Linked DNA regions of Homo sapiens: all the other regions are linked to region 4. A link is a contact called in ENCODE Hi-C or POLR2A ChIA-PET data. All regions are on one chromosome and are shown on one strand. Each heading gives the region's core, a stretch centred on a gene start or an enhancer-like site at or near the end of the contact. The rest is flanking DNA. Distances are from core to core; before and after follow the strand shown.

Region 1 (4,370 bases), core at 940-3,439, 1.2 Mb before region 4:
AAAAAAAAAAGGGGGGGGGCGGTAAAGGTAACTACTATTGGAGCCACTATTCTTATCCTTATGTTGTTAATGTTGTTATTACATTATTTTATTTCAGGGCCAGAAGGAGAGCTAGGTGGAGGGAAGGGTCATTCACTTGGTCAGACAATCTACTAGATGAAAACAAACAAGCAAACAATCTGCTAGACTGCCCCAAATAGATCCATTTAAGCAGGGGAGAATCTGAAAACAGGCAATTACAATTCCATGTTAAGTACTATGGTAGAGTATTGCACAAGGTGTTTTGCAACTTTATCGGAAGAATCAATAACTCACAGACGCAGCAAAAGTTTTGCAGAGGTGGTAGCTCTTTCTTTCAAATCAGTCTATGTTTCCAGGAAGTAGAAAATACTGCTTGCTGGAGGCAGACAGAATGCAAGTGAGCCCAGTCTGTGCTCCTCACCTAAGGGCCTTGCTACTGATCTGCAGCCCCTCCTGCTCCTCAAGGCCTCTCTCAACTCCCACACAGCCCTGCTAGCCAGCCTTGCCCTAGAATACCCCCTCCTGGGCCACCTGGTGGTGAACATCCTGGACTCTGTGCTGTGGCTTGATGCGGCTGAGTCATAAGACCTTTCTTTTTACTGCTAAGCGCTAATGGAAGCCTTCTGGTCAGAAGCAATGCCCCAAGTCTACCTTGTGGGGAAGGTCTAATGACGACAGATCACTGCTTCTCCCCGCAGGGCTGGATGAGCATGGATGTGGTGGCGAGGTGGGGGAGAAGCACCCACGGGAGCATCTTCATTTCTTCCTATATAGGCGCCAGTTCTGGGCAGGCAAGACTTCCCAGGGGTGGACAGAAAGAACAGACCCTCCCCAACCCGCAATTCCCAGGGGGAGACATCTCCCTCCCAAGCCAGCCTCCAATGCCGCACTTTGCCATCTGGTCGTGGCCCAAACCAGCCTCCTAGCTCGCTAGTGACCACATTTTCCAAACCAAAACTCAGGACGCATGATCTGGCAAAGAATTTCTGGCTAGCTTCCAAATGCAAGAGGCAAAAACCTTTCCACCTGAGAATCTCTACGATAATCTGCGTCGTTAAAGGTGACATTAAGTCGGAAAGCTTGAAATTCAGGGTCTCTTCTTTCTCACTTTCTCAACTCAAGCGTTTTCTTTTTCTTTCTTTTTTTTTTTTGAGACGGAGTCTCACTCTGTCGCCCAGGTTGGAGTGCAGTGGCACGATCTCGGCTCACTGCAAACTCCGCCTCCCGGGTTCAAGTGAGTCTCCTGCCTCAACCTCCCGAGTAGCTGGGATTACGGCCCTCCTTCCGGGCGGGCGCCACCATGCCCAGCTAATTTTTGTATTTTTAGCAGACACAGGGTTTCACTATGTTGGCCAGGCTGGTCTCGAACTCCTGACCTTGTGATCTGCCCTCCTCGGCCTCCCAAAGTACTGGGATTACAGGTATGAGCCACCGCGCCTGGCCCTTCTCAAGCGTTTTCATACGTTGTTATCGATACGTGAAAGAGCCCATGAGGTAGCTGATTATTATTTCCATTTAATAGTTGATAATACTTGGAATCACTTGCCCAAGATCCTACATCCTGAAAGTCTGAATTTTGGCTTGTCAGGGACAGTTCTTAGGGTGGGTGTGTGTCTTGTGGGCAGAGCTGGGGGTGGCGTATTAATATCTTCGACGAAGATGCACACGCCATTCATTTGGGGCCTCAGGAAGGGCAGCCGAGAACTGAGCTGGCCAGGTTCCCACTTCTGAGTTGGAAATCCCCAAGCCCAGGACGTGGCGGCCACCCCGTCCCATCAGGATCTGACCCGAGGCCTTAGGGCCAAGTAGCGAGAAAGAACCCTTCGACCTTGCAGGTCACACCTCGGCTGCAGGCCCTCGACCCAGCCCAGGTGCGGATGGGCGGGGCGCAGCGTGGGCGAGCGACTCCCCAGGCCACGTTCTGCCTTCCCTCCCCGATCACATGGACTCGCCTTCCGTAGCCGGGAGTGCGGAGCGGAACGAACCACGAGGAGGAGGAGCGGGGGAGGCGCCCAGGGCAGTGGGTCAGCGCCCCGCGGGGCAGGTGGGCGGGCCCAACTGCCCGCGAGCCGGCCAGCCAGCCAGTCAGCGAACGCGGAGGGCGGGCCGGTGGCCCTGCGCGCCGCGCCCCGCAGCGCCCCCTGAGGGGCGGCGGCGGGAGCTGGTTCCGGCTGCGCGCGCAGCGGTGGTGGTGGCGGCGCGATCGGCCGGGCTGTAACCGTCGTCTGTCCGGGAGCGGCTGGAGCGGCAGCGGCGGCCGGGCACGGCGCGAGGTGACGCCACAGGGCAGCGGCGGCAGCGGAGGCAGCGGCGGCAGCAGGAGACGCAGCGGCGGCCGCAGCAGCAGCAGCAAGACGGACTCGTGGAGACGCGCCGCCGCCGCCGCCGCCGGGCCGGGCCGGGTGTCGCGCGCCGAGGCTGGGGGGGAGTCGTCGCCGCCGCCGCCACCGCTACCGCCGCCGCCGCCGCCGCCGAGGTGACTGAGGAGAGAGGCGCCTCCTCGCTCCCGCCACCGCCGGACTTCAATGCCCAGTCCCCAGCTCGCCAGCGTGAGTGCGCCCCTCCCGGGCGGCCCCCGCGCCGGCGCCGGGGGCCTCGGGGAAGGGGAGGGCGGGAGGCGCCGCAGCCATTAGTGCAGGCCGGAGACACGTCCCCGGAAGGAGGGCCGGGCCGGGCCGGGGCGGGGGAGCGAGGGTGGGTGAGCGAGGGGCGGGCTCGTGTGTGTGGAAGGGAGAGAGCTGTGCGAGCGTGGGGGAGAGTGAGTTGGTGAAGGGAGGGCGTGTGAGTGGGGGACAGGGCTGAGTGTCCGTGCGAGGAGGTGGGGGGAGTGGGAGCGCGTCGGGAGGCAGTGTCGATGTTGGGGGAATGTGGGTGAGGGCAGGGGAGGGTATGGGTGTGTGGGGAGCGTGTGGGCATGAGGGGTGGTGGTAGAATGAGTGAGTAAATGGGGGAGGAGAGAGTTGAGAGTGTGGTAAAGAGCGGGTGAGTGTGGGGGGAGAACATGGTGTGTGTCGGTGAGAAGGTGCGTGGCAGAGGCAGGAGTGTGGTAGGGTGTGCCGGCGTGTGTCCAGTGTGTGAGCAGGCATCCTAGAGGCCCTTCCCCTTGGTCTTTGTGTGTGGCGATAGTGAACCCTGGTGTGTTGGGTTGGGGAGTTCTTTCCGGGAGCATCTTGTCCGTGGGTCTTCAGGTTCAAGTATGAGGAAAGGGGGTATAAGTCTCCTCCAGCGGCACTATGATCTTCTGGCTCTGGGATTTTAATTTTTTTCCCCCAGAAAGGATGTGATGTGTTTTTTTGTTGTTGTTCTATACATTTTTTTCTCCCACGTTTCATGACTTCAAAGTAAATTTTCAAATTTGTCAATGATGCCATCCTATCCTAGTCTGGGGCCCCTGAGAGCTAACGAAAAGAAGTTTGTCTGTTGCCCAAAATCCTACACTCTGGCCTGTAGAGTGTTCAGGAGCATAAACTTTTGTAAAGTACTGCTAGTTTTTCAGGTGAAGAGTATTTTATTGTTAGGTAAATTGAACTGTAGTCTGGTTTATTATTTCCTGGAATTTGTCAAGAAATTAGCAGTGACTAGCAATTCTAGTGTCACTGTAGGCATTCAGCAAATGTTTGTCTGTCCGGAGTCGCCAAACTACATTACACTGCTGAGTTGGAATATGGTACTTGCTGTCATGCTCTGTAAGAGAGAGTAGTTTCAGAGGGAAGTGAGTGAAGTTATGCCTTGCTGAGTGTGCAAAAGGAGATTAAGGATACAGAATGACACATTATCAGGGCTTCAGAATCACTTGCCAGCACACCATTGTATTGGTGAAGATGGTGAGAAGTTGTTTGCTGGTATTCTGATCTTGGCATTTTTAAGTTTCATAATGAATGGACTAATTATTATCATGGACTTTTCCCATTCTTGTGTTGTAAAAGTAGGGATTCTTGAAGAGTAGTACCTTGATAGGGATTTTACACATTGATATAATCTTAAAAATGATGTTATCTTAAAAATAATGTCTCCTAGAAGTTGGTAGTCTTTCACTTGATCTTAGCCAAAAGGCCGAGAAGCGATAGAAGTTGGTAGTCTTTCAGTATAAGCAAAGAGTAGTATGGTCCTTTTGTTTTTTTTTTGTTTGTTTTTGAGATGGAGTCTCGCTCTGTTTGTTGCCCAGGCTTCCCGGGTTCAAATGATCTTCCCGCCTCAGCCTCCCAAGTAGCTGAGAATACAAGTGTGTGCCACCACACCCGGCTAATTTTCATATTTTTAGTAGAGATGGGGTTTCACCTTGTTGGCCAGGCTGGTCTCGAACTCCTGACCTCCAGTGATCCACCTGCCTTGGCCTCCCAAAGTGCTGG
Region 2 (4,618 bases), core at 1,647-4,146, 1.6 Mb before region 4:
AACGTGGGGTCTCTGGTCTCTGCACCTTCCATTCCCCCATCCATCCCAGCGTCACCCTGTCCTCATTCCTCCTTTCCCTGTCACTCCATCCTGGCAAACGCCCACATCTCAAAGGTTCTAACCACCACAGCCACAGCCTCAGTGACACACTGAGGCACACACAGCTCCCCACCGCCACAGGAACACTCACCCAGACATAAAGGAGCCGCTCTTTGCTCCACACATTCAGATATTCCCGAACTCTGGGCTTAAGCAGTCTTCCCGCCCCAGCCTCCCAAAGCACCGGGATGACAGGCGAGAAGCCACCACGCCCGGCCCATCGATATTCTCTCATACAGCCACACACTCAGTTTCACACCCAGTCAGACACAGTCACCAACAGTCTCAAGGAAGGGCAGGCACAAACCCAGCAAGTCTCAGTTACCAGGATCACCAGGCTCTCTCCTTCACCCTTGAATATACAGGGCCAAACAAAGATCCAGACGCACGCAACCACAAATGTGCACACCTGGGCACACGCGCACACACACACACAGCCAGAAAGTCTCACACACACAGACACAGAGCAATACACACAGTCACACACAGAGAGAAACAGATACACGCAGTTGCACACTGGCTCCCGGAGACGCAGAACAATGGGCGCATTGTCTGGGTTGGCAGCAGCTGGGGAGGAAGGAGCTGCAGTGTGGACCGAGGAGGCCATGGGGCTGCTGTAACCTCCCACCCCCACCCTGAAGCATCCTAAACCTCTTGCCTCTTCCAGAAGTCAGATTCTGCTGGGACCTGGATTTGCTGAGGGATCAGGCTCCCAGGCGCCCCCTCCCCAGCCTCCTGGGATGTCTGGTGGGGATACAGGGCATCCCCTGGGGACCAGGCTCCCTCTGGGGCTCTGGGGACTTGGGGTCTTTTACCCTGATGCTCTTCGATGCCCCTCCTGGGATCCTTGGGAAGATTTGCCTCTCATCCCCGCCAGGCAGTGCCTGGGGATCAGAAGCCTTAGGTTCTGCTCTTAACCTCTGACCCCAACCCGTGCAAGACTCACACACCCTCCGTCCCTCTGAGCCCAGCCAGCTGGTGCGGGCAGCGCCTGGCAGCATTGTGGGTTCCCTATTGTGGCTGAGACAGAGAGCAGGTCATGACATCCTTCCCTTAGTGGCAAGCTGTGGAGAAGTCACGGTACTTTCAGTGAGCTGCAGTGGGGGCACAGTGCCTCTCCCCGTCCCAAAGCTAGCCCTTGCCTCCCACTCTGACCAGGCAGCCCCAGATCTCAACAGAAAATTCTGCCAGGGGATTCCTTACAGCCCTTGGCCCATGTTATCAAACCTCTCCAAGCCTTTTCTCACCCTCAGCTACTGGTAGCTGCTGTGTGCCCTTGGGCATGTCACTTTCTCTTCCTGAACCTCAGGGTCCCAGTCTGTGAAATGGGGCGGGGGTGGGGGGCAAGTGAAGCTGAGATAGCTGAGGGTATTCTGTAGTCTCAGGGTGGGGGTGGGGATGGAGGATACAGGAGTGAGTGCAGAATGCAGAAGCCACCTCAGCCCTCCCCGCCCCTCTGTGGTCAGATCTCTGGGGAGTTCCCAATTTCTCAGGCCCTGGGGTGTCTCCACACTTCACAGCCTCAGGCCTCCCAGGAGGCTTCACCGTAGGAGGGAGGGGAGGGACTTGCTGAGCTGGCTGGGACACAGCCTTGCATTTGCAACACTTTGCTTCCTTCCAGCCCCCATCCCTTTCCTCCTGGGGGCTGAGGGCTGGCAGCCGGACACAGACATCCGGGGCCGGCCAGGATTCTGGGGTTCCCACCAGCCTATCCAGGCCAGCAGAAGGAGAGGTGGCAGAGGACCAAAGCTAGGGAGTCTCCAGCCCGGAGCACCTCCGGGCTCCCTTGCTCTCAGGCAGGGTGGGAAGCTGGGCTGGGCAGCTTTGAGGGCTGTCCTCAAGGGGCTGTCCCTTGAAGGGACCCTTGGTAGCATCCTATCCCTCCCCTTCAGAAACTGGGGTGTTTTGAGGTTTGTTGAGTCCCCAGCTGGGGTTCCTCTGCCGGCCTGGGGCACCCTGATGTAGGGGAGCAGAGTTGTGTGTGGAGGTAAAGAGGAAGGACCAGAGCCAAGTCAGACAGGTTGTCAATGCCTCTGAGCCTTGGCCTTTCAATGGGGATGGAGATGCCCTTCAAGGTCACAAAGTCCCCCACGTGGGACTTTGCAGTGGGTCCAGGCTGAGGGCAGGAGGGGCTCAAGGCGAATCTGTCTGTCCCCACTCAGAATGACTGGCCACCAAGGGACTGAAAGGAGGAATGAGGGAAAGGCCTCACTAGTCCGACCAGAGTGACCCCGAGGCAAGGCAGAGCCCTCCGCTCCCCGGCTGGCCATGGCAGGCAGGCAGGGACGTGGGTGGGACCTCTGACCGCTCTCCAGGCCGGAGCGGGTGCCGAGCCCAGCGCAGGGGCCCTGCAGCTTCTATGACCACATTTCTAGAGTATAATTCAGGACCAGCCATCTGACGAGCCTGGTCGTGTGAGCCCTTCGAAGGGTTCAAGCGGGAGACTGCCAGCGGCTGCAGGACCAAGGCGTTGGGGGCCGCTCCAGGCTGCGGGGGCGCCCACCGGAGAGGTGGAGCGGAGAGGATGGAATGACTGCCCGTCTCCTTCCTCCAGGCCCCCCGCCCCGCCCCGCCCAGCTCGCGGGAGGACTGGCCTCGCTCCTGCCCACACCGGACTCTACCTGCCCCTGGGATTCGGGTGGGGTGGGGGGTACCCGACCGCCAGCGTCGCCTGCTGCGCAAGTGGGGCCTGCGAGCCAACCCCGCCTCCGCCCCTCGATTGGGCGCGCATTTAAATGTCCGGCCCCGCCCCGAGCTCCGGGCGCTTATATATAGGCAGCTCGGCGGGCGGCGGGCGGCATTCTGGCGCGGAGCGGAGCGGCGGCGGGCGCAGCTAGCGGGTCGGCCGCGGAGCGGAGGTGCAGCTCGGCTTCCCCCGGCACCCCTCCCCCTCGGGCGCCAGCCCCACCCCTCCGCCGGCCGGGCCGACCCCGCCGTACTATCCCCTGCGGCGCGAGCCCGGGGCGGCTCCAAGCGCCCCCCAGCAGACCCCCATCATGGGCAGCCAGAGCTCCAAGGCTCCCCGGGGCGACGTGACCGCCGAGGAGGCAGCAGGCGCTTCCCCCGCGAAGGCCAACGGCCAGGTGGGTACGCTTGGCCCGGCCGGCCCCAGCCCCTCCTCTCGCACCTCGCCCCTTCTAGGGCCCGGGGCCGGGGCCGGGGCCGCGCGCTTTGTCCGGCCCGGGACACGCGGCGCCCCCTCCCCCGCCCGGTCCCTTTGTTCTCGGCGCCGCAGCCCCCGCGGGCGAAGCGAGGGGAGGGGCGGGGAGGGGGCGCCGGCCGGGCCCTGCCGCCTTCTTTGTTCGCGGCCCCGGTCCCCGGCGCTGCCCCCCGGCCGCCCCGAGTGCCGCGCGGGGAACAAAGGCGCTGCTGGGCCACGCCAAGGGGGCGCCCAGGGGCCGCGGAGCTGGGGCCCGGCGGGGAGCGCACTCCACCCGCCGACCCGACCTCGGTGGCCCACGGTCTTTTTTTTTTTAAGGGGGAGCCGAGATGCGGGAGAGCCTGGGGTGGGTGGGGGCCACTTACACAAAGCGGGAGGCTGGGAAAATAGGCCGTCCAGGTGCAGAGAGACAGCGCCCCGGGGCGGCTTCCCGCCCAATGTCGCCTAGAGCGGCTCGCCCGCCTGCCCGGGATCCGCACAGCAGATCCGGAGCGGTTCCGCGCGGAATAGAGAGCGCGCCCCGGGGGACGGGGGTGGGGGCCACGGGACCCCAGCGCCTCCTGCCGGTCGCGCCCTCTGCGCGCTCGCTCCCCGCGCGCCCGTGAGGGGCGAGAGGGAGGTGTTTGACGGGATCCTGGGTGTGGGTGAGGCTGAAGCCAGACTTTCGGGTTGCAGTAGAATCGAATCGAGGACCCCTTCCTCTAGAAGGGATCAGAAGCGGGCTGGGGGAGGGGGAGCCCCTGCCCTCATTGCTATTCCCTCTGCCCTGCAGGAGAATGGCCACGTGAAAAGCAATGGAGACTTATCCCCCAAGGGTGAAGGGGAGTCGCCCCCTGTGAACGGAACAGATGAGGCAGCCGGGGCCACTGGCGATGCCATCGAGCCAGCACCCCCTAGCCAGGGTGCTGAGGCCAAGGGGGAGGTCCCCCCCAAGGAGACCCCCAAGAAGAAGAAGAAATTCTCTTTCAAGAAGCCTTTCAAATTGAGCGGCCTGTCCTTCAAGAGAAATCGGAAGGAGGGTGGGGGTGATTCTTCTGCCTCCTCACCCACAGAGGAAGAGCAGGAGCAGGGGGAGATCGGTGCCTGCAGCGACGAGGGCACTGCTCAGGAAGGGAAGGCCGCAGCCACCCCTGAGAGCCAGGAACCCCAGGCCAAGGGGGCAGAGGCTAGTGCAGCCTCAGAAGAAGAGGCAGGGCCCCAGGCTACAGAGCCATCCACTCCCTCGGGGCCGGAGAGTGGCCCTACACCAGCCAGCGCTGAGCAGAATGAGTAGCTAGGTAGGGGCAGGTGGGTGATCTCTAAGCTGCAAAAACTGTGCTGTCCTTGTGAGGTCACTGCCTGGACCTGGTGCCCTGGCTG
Region 3 (4,047 bases), core at 16-2,515, 1.3 Mb before region 4:
CTGTCCATCTCGTTGGGAAACGTCATGTGAACTACGCGGGAGTCCCTATCGTCCCATTTCACTGTCTCTAGGGTTACTTCACTCCTTCAACGACAGTGAACACACGGTGTAAAATGGCTCAGTAGCAATTCTTATTTTATCAGCCTTAGTCGGAAATCTGATTCGGAAACCTCAAGCTCCGATCCACATAAATCGCTCCTTCCTCCCAGCAACTTAAGCTGCGGTTACCGCTAAGTCCGGCTCGGCCCCAGCGACAGCAAGGCACTGGACAGGGCATTCCAGCCTCACCCCACCTCACCTCGGCCCTTCCTCCCACGGTCCCTCCCCGCTCTGGCTGTCTTCACCTCCTACACCTCGGTCGAGGCGCTCATCGCCACCCGCGATCAAAAAGGGTTTCCCTTCAGGGAAAGGGGGAAATGAAGGTTCATTTCTGGAAGAATCTGCGCGCCCGGCAGCCGCAAGAGGAGGGAGGAGGGAAGAGTCGGGAAAGGGGCGGGGAGCTCAGCACTATCCATCAAGACATTAGCGCTAGGGGATCGCAAAGTCGCCTTCGGGCCTCCACTGCAGCCTAGAAATTCTCCCACGCACTCCGGGCTGAGGTGGGAATGTGGAATCCAGGCTCCCAAAAATGAGGATGAGACCGGAACTCCCGACTGCCTCGGTCCCGAGGGGGCGGGAAGCGAGAGGAACAAAGCCAGGGCCACTCATGCCCGGGATGGCCGGGCGACCCAGAGGGACACGGGAGGCCCCCTTACCTGCCGTCAGCAGCTGCATGGCGTGAGTGAAGGACGGGTCGAGCGAGTCCTTCTCGGCCATGAGTTCGGGCAGGTACTTGTTCTCTGGCTCCATCTTGACCGAGGCTGTGGCCGAGGGGGGCAGCAGCGGGGTCGGCGCTGGCCCGCCCACTGTCGCGTCGGGACCCGTGGCCGAGGGCGGCAGCAGCGGTGGCGGCTGCGTGGCGGGCGAGGCCCGGGCGCCCCCGCGGGATCCCCCTCCGCCTCCCCGGGACCGGTGAGGCAGCGGCGGCTGCCGAGACGGCGTCTGACGCACCGAGGGGTGGGCACCGGAGGGGTCCATGGAGCCGCTACGGCCCGAAGACCGGCTCATGCGCGCGGCGGGGTCGTCCCGGCGCTGCATCTGGGAGGATGTGCGATCCAAGGAGCGAGAAAGCGACGCGGCAGCGACGGAGGCCCGAGCGGCGGTTGGCGGGGGTGGCAGAGCGGGAGCGGTAGCGACCGAAGCCGACCCGAGCGACCCAGCGAGAGAGAGCACCGGAAATGAGGCGGCGCGCGTGCGCAGCCAGCCACCGGCACCGCCCTTGGGTTTCTCCGCGGAGAACAAAGTCCCCAGTCCGGCCACGGCGCCTGCGCACCGCCGCGGCGTCCGAGAAGTCGCCTCCCGACTCTGGCTTTCCCTCCGCTCCCGCCAGGCCAGAGCTTGATGCGCATGCGCGGGAGGCAGTGGGCTCCGTTCGTTTCGTTTTCCACGTGACTCGGCGCTAGCGGAACACGTGTCTCCTCCCCTTTCTGGCGTGGAGGGGGCGGGAGCTGTGGAATGTCTTTGTCTGCGCGCGGGCCCGCGGAGTGTGGGGCGGGAGACCTGTTACTCGCGGGGCCACGCCCTCTCCAACGGCTGAGCAGTGGAGGGAGGCTGTGGGGAGTGGGGTGGGGGGCGGTCACCGAAGTAAGGAAGTAAAAGACTGCCGAGAGGGTCACGGAAAGGGGAGGGAGAGAGAATTGAGACCGCCTGGGGAGGAAGACAGGAGTGAGACAGACTGCACAGGGAGAAAGGAAGGCTGAGGGAGAGTCTGATGCAGGGGGAAAGTTGGGGAAGGGAAACCTGGAGGGAGAAATTGAGGAAGGACGGCTTGGTGGAAACACTGAAGGCGATTGGAGTACTTGAACTAAGAGGGATGGTTCAGATCAGAGATCTGAAGTCTAGCAAAGAAAAGGGTCCCAGACATCAGGGAACACAAGAAGTTGTTTCCAGTATATATATTTCCAGTATTACATATATTCCAGTCGGTTCTAAAACGGTTGACATTGTTGGTACGGGAAATCTTAAGCAGCATTTTAGCTCTTTTTACATATTTTACTGCTTTTTCTGAATTGTGTTTGTTTTGTTTCGCCGTCATTATTGCCAATTAAGTGTTTCTTCCTTCAAAAAGTGAGGTAGAGACCAGATCCTTAATCCACGTTGGTTGCATCATTAGGATGGCTTCTTCTACCACTCCAGACTTGCTCAAAGAGACCCTTGCCACTACTCTCAAAGGCAAGGTACATAGTGGACAGTCGCCTACGACGTTCTCCACATCCTGGTGTGCTATATGCAAGTGGAGCCTTAGGTCCCTACTTGTCCCATAAGCCATCAAAAGCCTGGTGCCCTCTCTAACTTTCCCTTCCCTCCGCAGATTATTTTCTTCTTCCATTTAAAGCACTCACTCCCATCTCTTTTCCTTCTGGATTAGTTCTCCTAATGAGCCCACACTTTTCAAAAGTCTTTGGGGACCGGTGCGGTGGCTTATGCCTGTAATCCCAGCACTTTGGGAGGCCTAGGTGGGAGGATTACTTGAGGCTAGGAGTTCGAGAGCAGCCTGGACAATATAATGAGACCTCATCTCTACAATAAAAAAAGTTTCCGCCCGGCTTGGTGGCTCATGCCTGTGATCCCAACACTTTGGGAGGCCGAGGTGGGCAAATCACCTGAGGCCAGGAGTTCGAGACCAACTTGGCCAACATGATGAAACCCCATCTTTACTAAAAATATAAAAATTAGCCGGGTGTGGTGGTGCATACCTGTAATCCCAGCTACTTGGGAGGCTGAGGCAGGAGAATTGCTTGAACCAGGGACGCGGAGGCTGCCGTGAGCCGAGATCACGCCACTGCACTCCAGCCTGGGCAACAGAGCGAGACTACGTCTCAAAAAAAAAAAAAAAGGAAAAAAAGGTTTATTTGGAAATTGTCTTCTGAGTGCCTGGAAACTTGATTTTTGGATGTGAAGCTTAGAACCCTTTAACTAGAGAACCTAAAGGCCTTCTTTAAGGGGTTAAGGGAGAGGATTTCCAAATTACCCACAGAAATGAAAACAAAACACGTATCTACATAAATTATATATATATAATATAAAATATAGGCCAGATGCGATGGCTCATGCTTGTAATCCCAGCACTTTGGGAAACCGAGGCGGGCAGATCACAAGGTCAAGAGATCGAGACCATCCTGGCCAACATTGTGAAACCCCGTCTCTACTAAAAATACAAAAATTAGCTGGGTGTGGTGGTGTGCCTGTAGTCCCAGCTACTCAGGAGGCTGAGGCAGAAGAATCGCTTGAACCCAGGAGGCGGAGGTTGCAGTGAGCTGAGATTGCAGCACTGCACTCCAGCCTGGGGGACAGTGCGAGACTCTGTCTTGGGAAAAAAAAGAAAGAAAGAAAGAAATTAGCTGAGTGTGGTGGCGTGCACCTGTTGTCCCCAGCTACTTGAGAGACTGAGGTGGGAAGATTGCTGCTTGAGCCTGGGAAATTGAGACTACAGTGAGCAACGACTGCCCCACTGCACTCAGCCTGGACGACAGAGTGAGACCTTGTCTCAAAAAAAAAAAAAAAAAAAAAAAAAAAAAAAAAAAAAAGGCCAGTGCGGTGGCCCACTCCTGTAATCCCAGCACTTTGGGAGGCCAAAGTGGGTAGATCACCTGAGGTCAGGAGTTCAAGACCAGCCTGGCTAATACAGTGAAACCCCATCTCTACTAAAAACATAAAAAAGTTAGCTGAACGTGGTGGCATGCACCTGTAATCCCAGCTACTTGGGAGGCTGAGGCAGAAGAATTGCTTGAACCCGGGAGGTGGAGGTTACAGTGAGCCGAGATCGCGCCACACTGCACTCCAGCCTGGGCAACAGAGTCAGACTCCGTGTCAAAAAGAAAAAAGAAACGAAAAAATTAAGTGCTGTTGGAGTTCAATGCAGAAGATAGATTTTGGCCAAGGAAGAATAAGTTCCAGGCAAAGGGAAGTGGAATAAATGAGCAGAGATGAGAACGTGGGAAATGTGTT
Region 4 (4,452 bases), core at 1,337-3,836:
TTTGGGGGGTGAGAGGCACTATTCTGCCTATCACAGTGGCTTTGGCCAAAGGGTCTGACCTTTGGGATAATAGCCGTCCTCTCCACAGGGGGTTTGTTGGGAATGACAATAAAGTGATTCAGGCTTGTACTCCACAGGGAGTGACTGAGGTGCCTGCCAAGGGGCCAGTGTGTGCTGGAGCCTGGTGACCCGGTGAGAGACAAATGACTGCATCAGAACTCCTGCTTCTGCGAGGGAGGTAGTGCCCGAGGGGACTCAGAATCAGACAGATCAGGGGTTCAATCCCAGCTCTGCCTCCTCCTAGCAGCCTGAGTACGGGTGAGATCGGGGAGCAGGGACGGGCTGGAAGGGAGAAAACAAACAGATGCATTCACGTGACCTCATTTCACCTTCACCGCAGCCCTGCCAGGCAAATTTCTGTTCCCCCCAACCGCCCCGCCGTTTTGCAGAGGTGAAAACAACAGCTCAGAGAGATCAAGTGCCTTGTCTGACACCACACAGCTACTAAGTGGGGAGCTGGGATTCCCCATGCCCCAGGATTCCCAAACGGATGCCACCTACTCCACCTCCAGGGCTGTCTGCCACATCTGCGTCCTCCTAGGCTGTGGCTTCCTTAATATGTTCTTTAAATTGACTTACTGCCTTTTTTATTTAAATGCATTTCTTTTAAAATGAGACTTTATATTACTCCTATAAATGGAAAATCACAGGATTCATGGACTAGTTATGTATATTTTTATAATGCACATTAAAATGAATTTATCACCATAAAAAATGAGAAATGTTTACCCATAGACCATGTACAATTATTCCACATGCTGTCAGTGTGTTTCATCCCTCTCTTTGGGAGTTGGCTTTGCACCTGTCCTGGTTTCACCAAATCACAATGTTATGAATGGCTATCATTTATTATGGTAGGAAATCGTCAAATGGCTTCTGTGCACAATCAAATGCAGACTCCCCAGCATGGCCTCAGGGCCCTCCTGGCCCCTGGTTTCCTGATCTCCAGTTCCTCTGGTCTTGCTACTCTTAGACAAAGGAGGACTTCTCTTGGTTTTCTGCCTACCCAGCCAGAAGATCCCAGGCCATGGGCCTGTGGAGCCAAAGTTCTTAACCACTGCACTGTGTCACCTTTCTATGATGTCAGGCCTCAGCAAGGCTTATGAAGGAACAGGAACAGCCTTGAAAATGAAGTTGGGAAGGGATAGGCCAGGCCTCCCAGGAGCCCAAAGCTTGCAGAGTCCCCTTGGTCTCATTGGCACATGGAGAATGGATTGATCAAGTCCACCAATCAAGTTTTGTGGGTCTAACAGAGCAACTCCTGCCAAGTGGGAGGAGCTTAGGGACTTTCTATAACCTCTCCTGGGGCAGAAATGATGGGCTGCAGCAGTGTCCAATCCTAACTCCATGATCTCCTGGGAGGGCAGGGCTTCATGGCAGTTCCTGTCTGCTCTGCACTAGAAGCTTGGCATTGCAAAGGGGCTCAGCTGTGGAATGAAGCAGGGCTTCTTCCAGAAATGTTGCATGTACTTCCTATTCCCTTTCTTTATTGCAATATGGATAATTTATCATCTGAGGAGGGAGTAGAGATTCCAGGGTAGCTTGCCTAAGAGTTGTGGCTTATTAATTCCAACTTTTTGCAAGATCAAGGGGGAAAAGCAATCCCTGATTTTGTGTGAGTATGGGGATTGGGTCTTGAGGCCCTGAAAGTGAGGTTCGGGTCTCACAGATTGCTGTGAAGAGTTATTGACCCACCTAGAAGAGAAGCCTAGCCCAGGGCCTGGCGCACAGTTGATGGGTTTGCTTCCTGGTTATTCTTCCGTCCTTGTCTGGAGCCCTGCACGCCTCTTCGTAGCTTAGGAAGAACAAGCTTCTCCCTGCGGCTCAGGGTGAGGAAGTGGGAGAGAACACCAGCTCCAGGGAGGCTTCTAGCACCAGTCAGCCTCAGTTAAAATCCTTGCACCTTCATTGACTAGCTGTGTGACCTTGCACGAATCATTCCCCCTCTCTGTGCCTCAGTTTCTTCATCTGTAAAATGGGGATCATAATAGTACCTCTCTCAAAGGATTGAGGTGAGGATGAAAGGAGTGAATCCAGGAGCATGCCTGGAAGAGGCAGGAAATGCCTCCTAGACAATAGCTATTTTTGCAGCCAGACAGATCTGGGTTTGAATTCTGCCACCAGTGCTAACTACTGTGTGATTTGGGGCAAGTGCCTTGACCTCTCTGGACAGCTGTTTCCTCATCTGGAAATGGGCTTGGTAACAGTCCTGGCTTCCAAAGTTGGTAGTGTTCTTCTAGTAAGCAAGCTGTGTGAAACGGTGGAACCCTGGCCCTGGTGCAGAGAAGGGCATGATGACCGTGTTAGGGTCTGTCCTCTCTGGAACCCCCTCCTGGGAATGGCAGAGGGCAGTGGGGTGCTCTGAGGCAGGCTGCTGCCCTGTCCCCACTCCCCCTCCCCAGCTGCCCCGCCCCAGCTGTGACGACCTTGTCCCTGCCTGTCTAAGGGGCAGGAAGGAAGTGAGGAGGGCAGCCAGCAGCTTCCCCTTCTCTGCCCTGCTCCAGGCACCAGGCTCTTTCCCCTTCAGTGTCTCAGAGGAGGGGACGGCAGCACCATGGACCCCCGCTTGTCCACTGTCCGCCAGACCTGCTGCTGCTTCAATGTCCGCATCGCAACCACCGCCCTGGCCATCTACCATGTGGTGAGTGTGCGGGCCCCGGGTGTGTGTGCGTGCGTGCTTGTGTGAGTGTGAATGTCTGCGGTGACCCGTCATCTACGGAGCCCCACAAATGAAAGAACTCCTGCTCTCCACCTCTCTGGGGGACCCTGGGCAAATCCCTGTCCTGCTCTGGGCCTCAGTTTCCTTCTCTGTCAAATGGCTGGGGGTACCCTGGGGAGATGCCGCAAGAGTGAGGAGTAAGGGAGCTGGAATCCACTTTCCAGGCAAATGTAACTGACGTTCACTCCGAGGCTGGCTCCGTTTCTGCCTCTGTGAGATGGGGCACAGCAGCAGCCGGAAGGTTATTTGTGTGCAAAGCCAACAGCAGATGTGAAAGTGCTTTGGAAGGCAGGGATCTTGGGAGGAACGTGGGCTGGGATTGTTTGACCGGGATGTGAGGTCGGCCGCAGACACAGCCCCGATTCTTCCCCTGGGGCCTGGAGGGAGCCTGGGCCACTCGAGGGGATGAGAAGTGGGGATCTCCCCTTTGTGCCTCCAGTGGGGAGGCAGGGGCCGTGTCCTCTCAGCTTCCAGCTCAGTCAAACCACGGCCTTCTGCCCACCAAAGAGAACTTGAGACCTGTGCTAATCATTAGGGTAACTTGTCCGGCCCAAGCTCTTGTTGGGCAACTTGTGAAGTCACGGCTGTCACTGGTTCCTCCTTTCCTGGTGACTCACAGTGTGGTCTTGGGCAAGTCACAGTGCCCGGGGGCCAAGGCTGCCCCTCTGCCTGGGGTGGCTGAGGGTCAGTGTCCTTGTACTGTCCTGCCTAGACCCACCCTACTCCCAAACTCCTGGCCACACTCATCTCCCCTAGACCCAAGCGACTTCCTCCTGGGGTGACTCAGGGCCTGTGGTTAACAGTTTTCTCATGAGTCTGGAAGGGCTTCCTCAAAATTAGCCTAGATCCACATGCTGCGGTGGGTTGCTGCAAACTCAGACCTGCCTGCGTCTGCTTCCTGTCACAGGCAGGGCAGGCAGAGCTGTGGCAAGAGCCCAGCCTTCAGGGGGGCGATGCTGTTCAGTGGTTAGCCCACGGCCTCTGGATGCAGACTCCTGCATGCAAATCCTGGCTTCCCTGCTTCCCAGCTCTGCAGCCTTGGGCAATTTACTTAACCTCTCTGAGCCTCAGTTTTCTCATTTAAAAAAATGGGGATGTGAATTATCATACCCATCTGATAGGGTTTGTTGTGAGGCTCAGGGAGTTGATACATACAAAGCATGCAGAACCACGCCTGACGCACAGGTGAGTGCTTTATTATTCGTTGTGCATCAGACATGGCACCTGCTGTCAGCATCCTTGGAGTCAAGTTGTCAGATTCAAGGACTCTAGTTTTGGGAGGAGGAACTCAGAGGTTGTCCTTCCGAGCTCCTGCCAATGCAAGAGCTGAGAGAAGCAAATCACTCTTTGAGTGTCCCTGTACCCTGTATTTTAGGCCTTCAAGCTCTGAGACTATGCACATTCTTAGAAGGACAGTGTGGCATGCAGGGGCGCCTCACAGGTAGCAAGTCCCTGGGTCCTCACCCCAGCCCTGCCACTAACTGGCTGTATGGGCTCAGACAAGCCTCTCTCTGGGCCTCAGTTTCCCTTTTATAAAGTCAGGGGTAAGGTGATGTTGACTGGCTCAGAGGTCTCCAACTCTGATGCCTCTAGGGTCTGGGCAGGCCATGTGAGTGACAGCAGGGGGCAGATGGGGCCTGCGGTGACCCCGGGAGCCCTTGCTTGGCCCACCC
Region 5 (4,132 bases), core at 1,455-3,954, 1.3 Mb before region 4:
GGCCAGAGGAGGGCTGGAGAGGCCTGTTCCAGAACTGCTCCTGACAGTGGGGAGGGAACAACATCAGCAGCTGACCTGAGAATCCTACCAGGAAGGGCTTCTGAGGCAAAGGATTGTGGGATAAGATCAGAAAAGCAGCTCATAGCAAGGACGGGGTCTTCCTAATCCTGCTTGTCAGACAAAGGAACCCGACAAAGCCTTTTCCTATCCCTAATCTTATTCAGGTCTTCCAACACCCCCTAGGAGAGAAAGAATTATTAGGTCCATCTTACAGATGAGGAAAAGGAGGCCCAGAGAAGGGAGGCAACTTGTCCAAGCCATCAGCAAATCTGGAGCAGAACTGTAATTAGAATCCAGGCCTTTGGATTTATTCTACCATGTCCCACTGCATCTGTCCAAGTGATCACCCTCAACTGAGCTCCCTCTGGATCTTTTCTGCTGCTTACTCCCCTCTAAGCCCCCACTGGCATCTAGGATTTCACATCTTAGAATCCAGTCAGAGAGAGCCCTGTCCACATCGTCCCTGTGAGGCCACAGTGAGGGGTGAGACAGAGAGGTGGTTTACCTGGTGCGGGAACGAACACTGGTCACCGATGCACTGGAAGTGTGGCTTCCACTAGAGCCCCCCGAGGATCCCGGCTCACAGAGCGGATTTCGACAGTAAGATGTCCTGTTGGGACCTCTTCGTCCTCCTGTGGGGCTCAACATAAAATAGAGCCTCAAGCCAGGGGGCATATATCAAGGATAACAGCAATGATACCAGCTGCCAGTCACCTAGTATCTCACTTTATCATTTAATCCTCACTGAGACCTATGATCTGGCCCCTTCTTACATCTTCAGCTTCATCCCCTATCATTCTCTACCTCACACCCACCCTCTACCACCCGCCCCATGCTCTAAACATCTTGATCTTTCTTTCCTCAGCAAGCCAAGCTCATTGCTACCTCTAGCACTTATAATATCCTATCTGGAAAGCCTTTCCCGGACTGCCATTTCTGAAGTTTTGAAGTAACTCCCCATCACTCTCTCTCCAATTTCTATTCTTTTTTTCCACCAGAATTCACTCTCTGAAATTATCTTACTCATTTGTTAATATGCTTATTGCTTGTCTGTCCTATTACAATGAAAGGTCAATGAGGTCAGTTACCTTATCTTTTTCACTGCTATATCCCCTACCTCAGTGCCCAGCAAGTATATGTTGATGAGTGAATGAACCCAGCAAGGTAGGTTTTTCACACATTAGGAAACTCAGCTTACACTATGTCACAGTATCGTGGCTGGGTCGTGTGCTCTCAACTCTGGTACACATTGGGCCCCATTCAGACATAAGTTTCTGGAGGCCTATAACTCTGGGTAACTTTGGGACAGCTTTTTCATCCAGGGCCCCATGATTCAGCTCAAAGGGCATTCTGGGATCTCATGGGCAGGACCCAGGGCCTAAATAAAGGGTCAAGGATATGGCTGGGAGAATCCTGTGGCTGTGGACTGAAAAATTGGACCTACTAGGCTGAGCAGTCTAGCCCAAGCTCCCACGCACCACTTCGCACAAAAGTTCTGCACAAAGCTCCTAAGCACCTAAAAAAGTCACAACCTGACTGGGTGTGGTGGCTCACGACTGTAATCTCAGCAATTTGTGAGGCCGAGGCGGGAGGATCGCTTGAGACCAGGAGTTGGAGACCAGCCTGGGCAACATGGCGAAACCCGGTCTCTATTAAAAAATATATATACATACATATACATATTTTTAAAAAGTTATAACCTGTTCATACCTCTTCACAGTAACACAGCAGCCTCCATTCACATACACCCCACGCCGTAGCATCTCAGCTCGGAAGCGTTTCCCACACTTCGGAGCCAATTTTGGGCTTGGATGTATGCCCAAAATTATAAACCTCCACAAGTCTCTAAAAAGTACCTGGCGAAGAGCTCTGCCCTCCATAAACCCCCAGACCAGAAGCTCTGTTCATACGCTGTTATACTTGGCTTAGAAAATCCCACACAAACACCCTTAGTCCAGTCCAGAAGCTCTGCCCACACCCACTCTCCTCTCTTTAGAAGCTCTGCACCCACATAAAGCCCCTCAGCCCAGAAGCTCCGCCTACACACAACTGTCAGCCCAGAAACCCCGCCCACAAGCCAATAAAAGCCCTCTCAGCCCAGAAGCCCCACTCCAGAATGGGCTCCCTCAGTCGGAAGTCTCCCCGCTCCACCGCCCCCAGTGTAACCCCTCCAACCCAGAAACGCCGACTGCACTAGCGCCCCCTGCCCAGAATCTCCACCCTTAGCGCTGAAGCCACGCCCACTGGTAAGTCCCGCCCCCCTTTCTAGCCCCGACGAGCTGGTCCTCACGAAAGCCCAAGCCCCCACAGGGCTTCGTCTTAGAAGCCCCGCCCACCGTCCAATGTCCCGCCCCCACAACAGAGGCCCCACCCCGCAAAACGACAGGAGGGGGCGGGATCCCGTCTGCGCTCGCATCCCCTCCCCCTCCCGTCACCGGGCTCCTGTCCGCGTGGAGCAGCAATTAGCAGCCTGGCCATCCTAACCCGTGCGCCCGCTCGTTGCCAGGCCGAGCCTGAGCCGCTCTGCTCACCCATCTCCTCCCCCCGGTGCTCTCCGCTTCGCCGCCGCAGCTCCTGCGGGCAATATGTCGGAGGCGACGGCGGCCGGGAGAGGACTAACCGCCGCAGCCCAGTCCCGGGTATCAGCCGCGCGCTCCCGCCGCGCCGCTACATTTGCATACAAGGCGGGCTGGAAGCTGGCGCGCGCTTCTTAAAGGGGCCGCCCGGACGGAGGCGGTGCCTGCGCGCTCTTTGTCTCTCGGTCCCCCACGCCCTTCCTGCAGCTGCTGGTGAAGAGACTCAAGAGGGAGGGGAACGGAACCCACCTCCTGCTCTTCCCGTGCGTGTCTTCTCTCAGCATCTCCTGGACCGGGGCGGCGGCGACCGGAGGAGGGTGCGGAGCCGCCTCTCCGCTCCCCTAGGGGTGGACCATATCCCTGACCGGTCCGCAGGCACCTCCAGCCCAGCCCCACGTTGCGCTTCATCCTTCTCTTAGGCCTCACTGCGCTTTAGTCCACCCCAGTCAAAATCCAGGAGTCATTTCCTCCCTCCCTCGGCCCCCACATCCGATCTTTGCCTTAGTCTTTGTGAGCCTAAGTCCTAAATATTTCTCACATTTGACGTTACTCACCGTTCTCATTGTCAACACCGTGGTTCAGATCCTGACTGCCATTTCCCAGCCTTGCAATCTTGTTTTTTTATGCTTTACGATGAGGCTGCTGATGGTCACCGTGTAGGTTTCGGTGAGGGTTAAATGAAATAGAGCATGCAGAACTGAGTCTGTTTTAGTATTAGCCATCACGATGTTTGGAGAAGCATTGACTAAATGAGCTACATTTATTGTCATTAGGATTCTTCCCTCACAAGACCTACAAGCAGTTTTAGTCATCTTGTAGCTCCATTGCTTAGCACAGTGCTTGGCACTTAATAGCAGTATTCAATTAATTGAATGAATTAGTAGATATTTCATTAATAGTCATAGAGCTTACAGTCAAGTGGGAGGAGATAGACATGAACAAAATTGGTAAATTCTGTAGTATGTTAGATGGGAATGGTGTGAAGGAAAAACAGGAAAGGGGGATGGGGTTGCAGTTTTAAATAGGGCAGGCAGAGCAGGCTTCAGAGTTGACTTGAGTAAACACATGAAGGAAATGAGTGAGTCAGTGGTGCAGATTTCTGGAGAAAGGGGGCATTTCAGGCAGAGGGAATAGTTAGTGCAAGGTCCCTCAGGCAGGAGGGTGTATTTATTTTATTATTTTGTTTTTTGAGGGGATGGAGTCTCTGTTGCCCAGGCTGGAGAGCAGTGGCTCGATCTCGGCTCACTGCAACCTCCACCTGCTGGGTGCAAGCGATTCTCCTGCCTCAGCCTCCCAACAAGCTGAAATTACAGGCGTGCACCACCATGCCCGGCTAATTTTTGTTTTTGTTTTGTTTTGTTTTTTTGAGACTGGAGTCTCCCTTTCTGTTGCCCAGGCTGGAGTGCAGTGGTACGATCTCGGCTCACTGCAACCTCCGCTTCCCGGGTTCAAGCGATTCTCCTGTCTCAGCCTCCCAAGTAGCTGGGATTACAGGC
Region 6 (4,019 bases), core at 1,060-3,559, 1.5 Mb before region 4:
GCGGTGGCTCATGCCTGTAATCCCAGCACTTTGGGGGGCCGAGGTGGGCGGATCACGAGGTCAGGAGATCGAAACCATCCTGGCCAATATAGTGAAACTCCATCTCTACTAAAAATGCAAAAATTAGCTGGGCATGGTGGCGCGCCTGTTAATCCTAGCACTTGGGAGGCTGAGGCAGGAGAATCACTTGAACCCGGGAGGCATTTTTGTTTGAGATGGGGTTTCGCTCTGTTGCCTAGGCTGGAGTGCAATGACTCGATCTCTGCTCATTACAACCTGTGCATCCCGGGTTCAAGCAATTCTGCCTCAGCCCCCTGAGTAGCTAGGATTACAGGCACCTGCCACCACGCTCGGCTAATTTTGCATTTTTAACGAAGACAGGGTTTCACCATGTCGGCCAGCCTGGTCTCAAGCTCCTGGCCTCAAATGATCTGCCCGCCTCAGCCTCCCAAAGTGCTGGGATTACAGGTGTGAGCCACCGTGCCCAGCTTGATTATTGCCTCTTTACAGATAAGTAAACTGAAGCTCAGAGAGAGAGATGAAGCCACTTGCTCAAGGAAATGGTCCAGCGGAATTGTGACTGGGTCGGCCTGTCTCTGAAATGCACATTCTCTGCTCCACACCACACCTGTGGGCTCTCTGGCCTTTGGTCTTGCTCTGAGGTCTCTGCCCTCGTGGTACCCAAGGAACAGAATCCAGGGATAGTGACCTTGGCTTCATGTCCTACGCACTCTTGAAAATGGGTCTTTCTCCTTCTCAGAACTGTCTTGACTCTTGCAGGAAGCTTTCCAGATCTTAAGAGACACCTTCTCCCCTCCTCTGAACCAATGCTCAGCCTGTTCTTGGCCCTTGTCCACTTGGCCCTTCTCTCTTTGAGAAGAGCCTCTGTTCCTGGGGCCCAAGAGCAAGGGACCCTGTCTGATTCGTCTGTCAGCATAGGGCTGGGTGGAAGGAACTGCTCATGCCTGTCCAGGGTGAATGACCCTCCCTGAAGTGCGAGGAGAGCCACCATGTTCCCTAGCCCCCACAAGAGGCTACAGGACTTGGAGCTGTAGACAGGAGAAAGGCTGGGACCAGCTGACTAGGCGGAAAGTGTGTGTCAAGAAAAACTCCAACGAAGCAGGGGAAACCTGGAAATCTGGCTGAGTGAGGACTTCCCAAAAAAATTAAGGCTCAGAGTTAAAAAGTGAGGAGGTGAGCAGGTAGCAACTATGCCTCCCCAGTCTCTCTCCACCTCCCTGGGGTTTGAAGCAGGAATCAGCAAAACCAACTGGCCCTACACAGGCAGGGCTGAAGCGGGAGGGAGCCAGGGGCGAGGGGAGGACATCCTGCTGTGACGCTTGGCAGGGGCAGGAATGGTGACTTTCCAGATGGAAGTTCAGCGCTTCCTCACCCAGGACCAACTGCACCCCTGTCTGGGATAAAAATAGTACTTCCTCTTCCTTTCTCCCATCATTCTCTTTCACTTCCAACTTCCCATACTCAGATCAGATATGTCCATCCACCCTGGAGCTCCATCCCAGATGATGGACACCCCCACACATATCAGTTCACGCCCATCAGGAGATTCTTCCCTCGATCGCTGAGGCTAAAATCACTCCTCGCATGTCCATCTGGATGCCTTGGGTGATCTCTGTCTCTCTCTCTCTCTCTCTCTCTCTCTCTCTCTCTCTCTCTCTTTCTCAGGAGATTCTTGTCACTGGGGTCTGCCCCAGAAACCAGAAGGATTCCTGGGTCCTCTGAGTCCAGCCTGTCCATCACCCTGCTCCAGGCGGGGTGGCCACAGCCTCAGCCATCACTCTCAGCCCTGCCACTGCCTTGCTGAGAAACCGTGGGCAGTGAGTGCCTTGTTCTCTCTGGGCCTCAGGAGCCTCATCCTCATGGCCTGAGGGACTGGGCTTGGTGGTTTCTGGAAGCCTTTTTAACACCTGACTGTCCATGTGCCTGGTGTCCAGGAAACACGCTCCCAGTCAGGTGGGGCCACTGGTGGACAGCACGACAGAGGCAAGCGACACCAGCTTCGCAGGAAAGAGGCGACCCAGCTACACTGCCTGCCTCCCACCTGACCTTGAGCGAGGATCTTCTCTCCCCAGCCACAAAGGGCTGCTGCATCCCTAGGGAGCCTGGGCCCGCACAGCTGCAGCCGTCTGCTATCAGGCCTCTCACCCCGGCGCCTGCGCCCCCAATACCAGCGCTCCTTACCTGCCCAGCCCGGGAGCCCTCTGGCCCCATTCACATGGTCCTCCTGGCCTAACCTGGCTGCCTGGACAGTCTCAGCTCCCTTCGCCGTCGTAGCCACCACCTGTCTCCCCGCGCCCACGTCCCACCCTGACTTCCTGCCTCCTCCGGAGGGCTCCGCAGCCAACCGGGCCCCAGCAGCCCAACCACAACCCTCTAGCACGCCAAGCTTCCTGCCACCATAGACCCCTGCCTCTCAGCCCCTGGGGGTCCCCTACATCTCCAGACCAGGTCCATCTTCCCCTACTGTCCCAGGGTGACACTGGGAGGTTTAAAGTTGAGGGGAGGATGTCTGATAGACCCTCCCTTCTGCCCTCCAGGGTGCATCTGGGCAAGAGATTCAAGGGCAGCCTTTGGGCCCAGTGAGCAGGGGGCAAGCGGACACACACTCAGCTTATGGTGAGAGGCAAACAGCACCTCAGCACCACCGTTGCAGCTGAGAGACCCTTTTGTTTCTGTCTGGCAGCAAAGGTAGCATCGTTCAGAGTCAGAGGAGAGGACAATATCCCTGTTAAATAGCTGGTGAGCAGACCATGCATGTTACAGTCAGGTCAGGCCGAGAGAACAATTCCCATGTCATCTCAGGGCATGGAACAGTAGCTTTATTATAGTCAAGGGTAGGTGAATGGCAGGCTACCATCCCTCTTACAGACAGAATGCTGGAAAACAGCCTGTTTCAGGAGGCAGACAGGACAACCTCATGTCTTCAAGAGGGCATAGTAACGGCCCCTGCTGTAGTCAGAGGCCAGGACAACACCCATTAATCATGGTTGGAGAGTAGGGCAACAGTTCGAATTCAGGTAGAGGCAAGGCCACAGCCCCTGGCAGAGGTGGAGGGCTTGGCACTATCTCCTGCAACAGGTGGAAGACAGAGCAAACAGGGCCGCTCAGGCCCCCAGGTGCAGGCCACAGACTGTCAGGACTTTCTGTTATAAGCAGGAGGCAAGAAGATTGTCACGAGCAGCAGGCAGGCAAAGAATTTCCATTTCCCCTGGGGCCAGGCTGAGGGGGCACCCATCATTAGCTGAGGGCCAGGTCACCAGTGATATGAGGAACTCCAGGTGGCCTCATCAGGTCCAAGAACTCGGCCTTGACCCCACCAGGAGGAAAGTGCACATGCGTCACTGCCTGAGTGAGCTGGTAGGGGGAGGGGAACCCACAGAGCATTGTTGGGGCTTGTGAGGTGGAAGCGATGCTGTGTGCACCTCAGCTGCAGAGAGAAGTGGGGGCAGGAAATAGGTGGGGGGAAGAGGAAGCCTGAGTTGGAAAGTCAGACAAAGAGGGTAACACAGAAACAAAGGCTGAGAGAGACAAAGTGAAAAACCTTCACAGTGACACAGAGCCTAGAGTTGGAGCTCCAAGCCTGGTGCAGGGCCCAGACTCCCTTGCAATGTAAGCCTGAACACTTCACGGTCCATCTCCCTGTCTCAGCACAGAGTAGAAAGACTGCCGCGCTGGGAGTGAGTAATAGTTCATATTCACTGAGCGCTCACTGTGCACTATCTCCCGTAAGGCACATCTGCTGCCTGTGGAGTGAGAATCAGCATCTCCATTGTGGAGGTGAGGAAACAGACTCAGGGGTTAAGGGAGCTCCTCAGGGTCGAATAGAAATAAACGGTGGCTCAGGCCTGTAATCCTAGCACTTTGGAAACCCCAGGCAGGTGGATCACTTGAGGTCAGGAGTTTGAGACCAGCCTGGCCAACATGCTGAAACCCTGTCTCTATTAAAAATACAAAAATTAGCCGGGCATGGTGGCGGGTGCCTATAATCCCAGCTACTC

Evidence for each region. A loop is a pair of places that touch in the nucleus more often than their neighbours do. ChIA-PET counts read pairs that join two places held with the same protein, here RNA polymerase II (POLR2A). Pooled maps may share reads with other maps.
Region 1: a map of CD8-positive, alpha-beta T cell shows a loop between it and region 4 (4-fold over the local background). The contact joins the promoter of PTP4A2 here to the promoter of LAPTM5 in region 4. A Hi-C loop is called at or near these places in 4 of 168 maps with a recorded cell type or tissue (CD4-positive, alpha-beta memory T cell, CD8-positive, alpha-beta T cell, GM12878 and 1 more), 10 of 37 single-sample maps with no recorded cell type and 12 of 50 pooled maps. POLR2A ChIA-PET finds 5 or more read pairs at or near these places in 3 of 52 experiments (GM12878, activated CD4-positive, alpha-beta T cell and activated T-cell).
Region 2: a map with no recorded cell type shows a loop between it and region 4 (6-fold over the local background). The contact joins the promoter of MARCKSL1 here to the promoter of LAPTM5 in region 4. A Hi-C loop is called at or near these places in 2 of 37 single-sample maps with no recorded cell type and 4 of 50 pooled maps. POLR2A ChIA-PET finds 5 or more read pairs at or near these places in 1 of 52 experiments (naive thymus-derived CD8-positive, alpha-beta T cell).
Region 3: a map with no recorded cell type shows a loop between it and region 4 (7-fold over the local background). The contact joins the promoter of KHDRBS1 here to the promoter of LAPTM5 in region 4. A Hi-C loop is called at or near these places in 3 of 37 single-sample maps with no recorded cell type and 5 of 50 pooled maps. POLR2A ChIA-PET finds 5 or more read pairs at or near these places in 1 of 52 experiments (OCI-LY7).
Region 5: a pooled map shows a loop between it and region 4 (2.6-fold over the local background). The contact joins the promoter of TMEM39B here to the promoter of LAPTM5 in region 4. A Hi-C loop is called at or near these places in 4 of 50 pooled maps. POLR2A ChIA-PET finds 5 or more read pairs at or near these places in 2 of 52 experiments (T-cell and activated B cell).
Region 6: a loop to region 4 is called in a map with no recorded cell type, with 8 times the contacts of the local background. The contact joins the promoter of LCK here to the promoter of LAPTM5 in region 4. A Hi-C loop is called at or near these places in 10 of 37 single-sample maps with no recorded cell type and 9 of 50 pooled maps. POLR2A ChIA-PET finds 5 or more read pairs at or near these places in 1 of 52 experiments (activated B cell).

The regions. Positions count from the first base shown.
Region 1 is chr1:31,936,187-31,940,556 of GRCh38, reverse strand. It overlaps PTP4A2 (protein tyrosine phosphatase 4A2), which reads left to right and starts at 2,189. Exons shown (of 6, transcript NM_080391.4): 1 at 2,189-2,570. RefSeq lists enhancers at 1,603-1,872, 2,983-3,032 and silencers at 1,933-2,312, 2,515-2,686, 2,463-2,802.
Region 2 is chr1:32,334,511-32,339,128 of GRCh38, reverse strand. It overlaps MARCKSL1 (MARCKS like 1), which reads left to right and starts at 2,896. Exons shown (of 2, transcript NM_023009.7): 1 at 2,896-3,182; 2 at 4,032-4,618. The coding sequence starts at 3,096. The coding sequence ends at 4,532. LOC124903949 (a long non-coding RNA gene) reads right to left here and starts at 3,752. Exons shown (of 2, transcript XR_007065661.1): 1 at 3,625-3,752. RefSeq lists silencers at 1,523-1,651, 2,585-3,114, 3,135-3,284, 3,415-3,494, 3,635-4,074 and enhancers at 2,315-2,404, 2,674-3,243.
Region 3 is chr1:32,011,086-32,015,132 of GRCh38, reverse strand. It overlaps KHDRBS1 (KH RNA binding domain containing, signal transduction associated 1), which reads right to left and starts at 1,265. Exons shown (of 9, transcript NM_006559.3): 1 at 756-1,265. The coding sequence starts at 1,137. RefSeq lists silencers at 257-366, 847-1,056 and an enhancer at 460-1,030.
Region 4 is chr1:30,755,908-30,760,359 of GRCh38, reverse strand. It overlaps LAPTM5 (lysosomal protein transmembrane 5), which reads left to right and starts at 2,586. Exons shown (of 8, transcript NM_006762.3): 1 at 2,586-2,701. The coding sequence starts at 2,615. RefSeq lists enhancers at 1,437-1,506, 2,575-2,854, 2,983-3,779, 4,445-4,452.
Region 5 is chr1:32,071,511-32,075,642 of GRCh38, reverse strand. TMEM39B (transmembrane protein 39B) reads right to left here and starts at 2,704. Exons shown (of 9, transcript NM_018056.4): 1 at 2,592-2,704; 2 at 566-692; 3 at 1-40. The coding sequence starts at 2,595. RefSeq lists an enhancer at 2,700-3,305.
Region 6 is chr1:32,249,555-32,253,573 of GRCh38, reverse strand. LCK (LCK proto-oncogene, Src family tyrosine kinase) reads right to left here and starts at 2,309. Exons shown (of 13, transcript NM_005356.5): 1 at 2,203-2,309. RefSeq lists silencers at 17-96, 117-216 and enhancers at 2,957-3,046, 3,097-3,306, 3,497-3,706.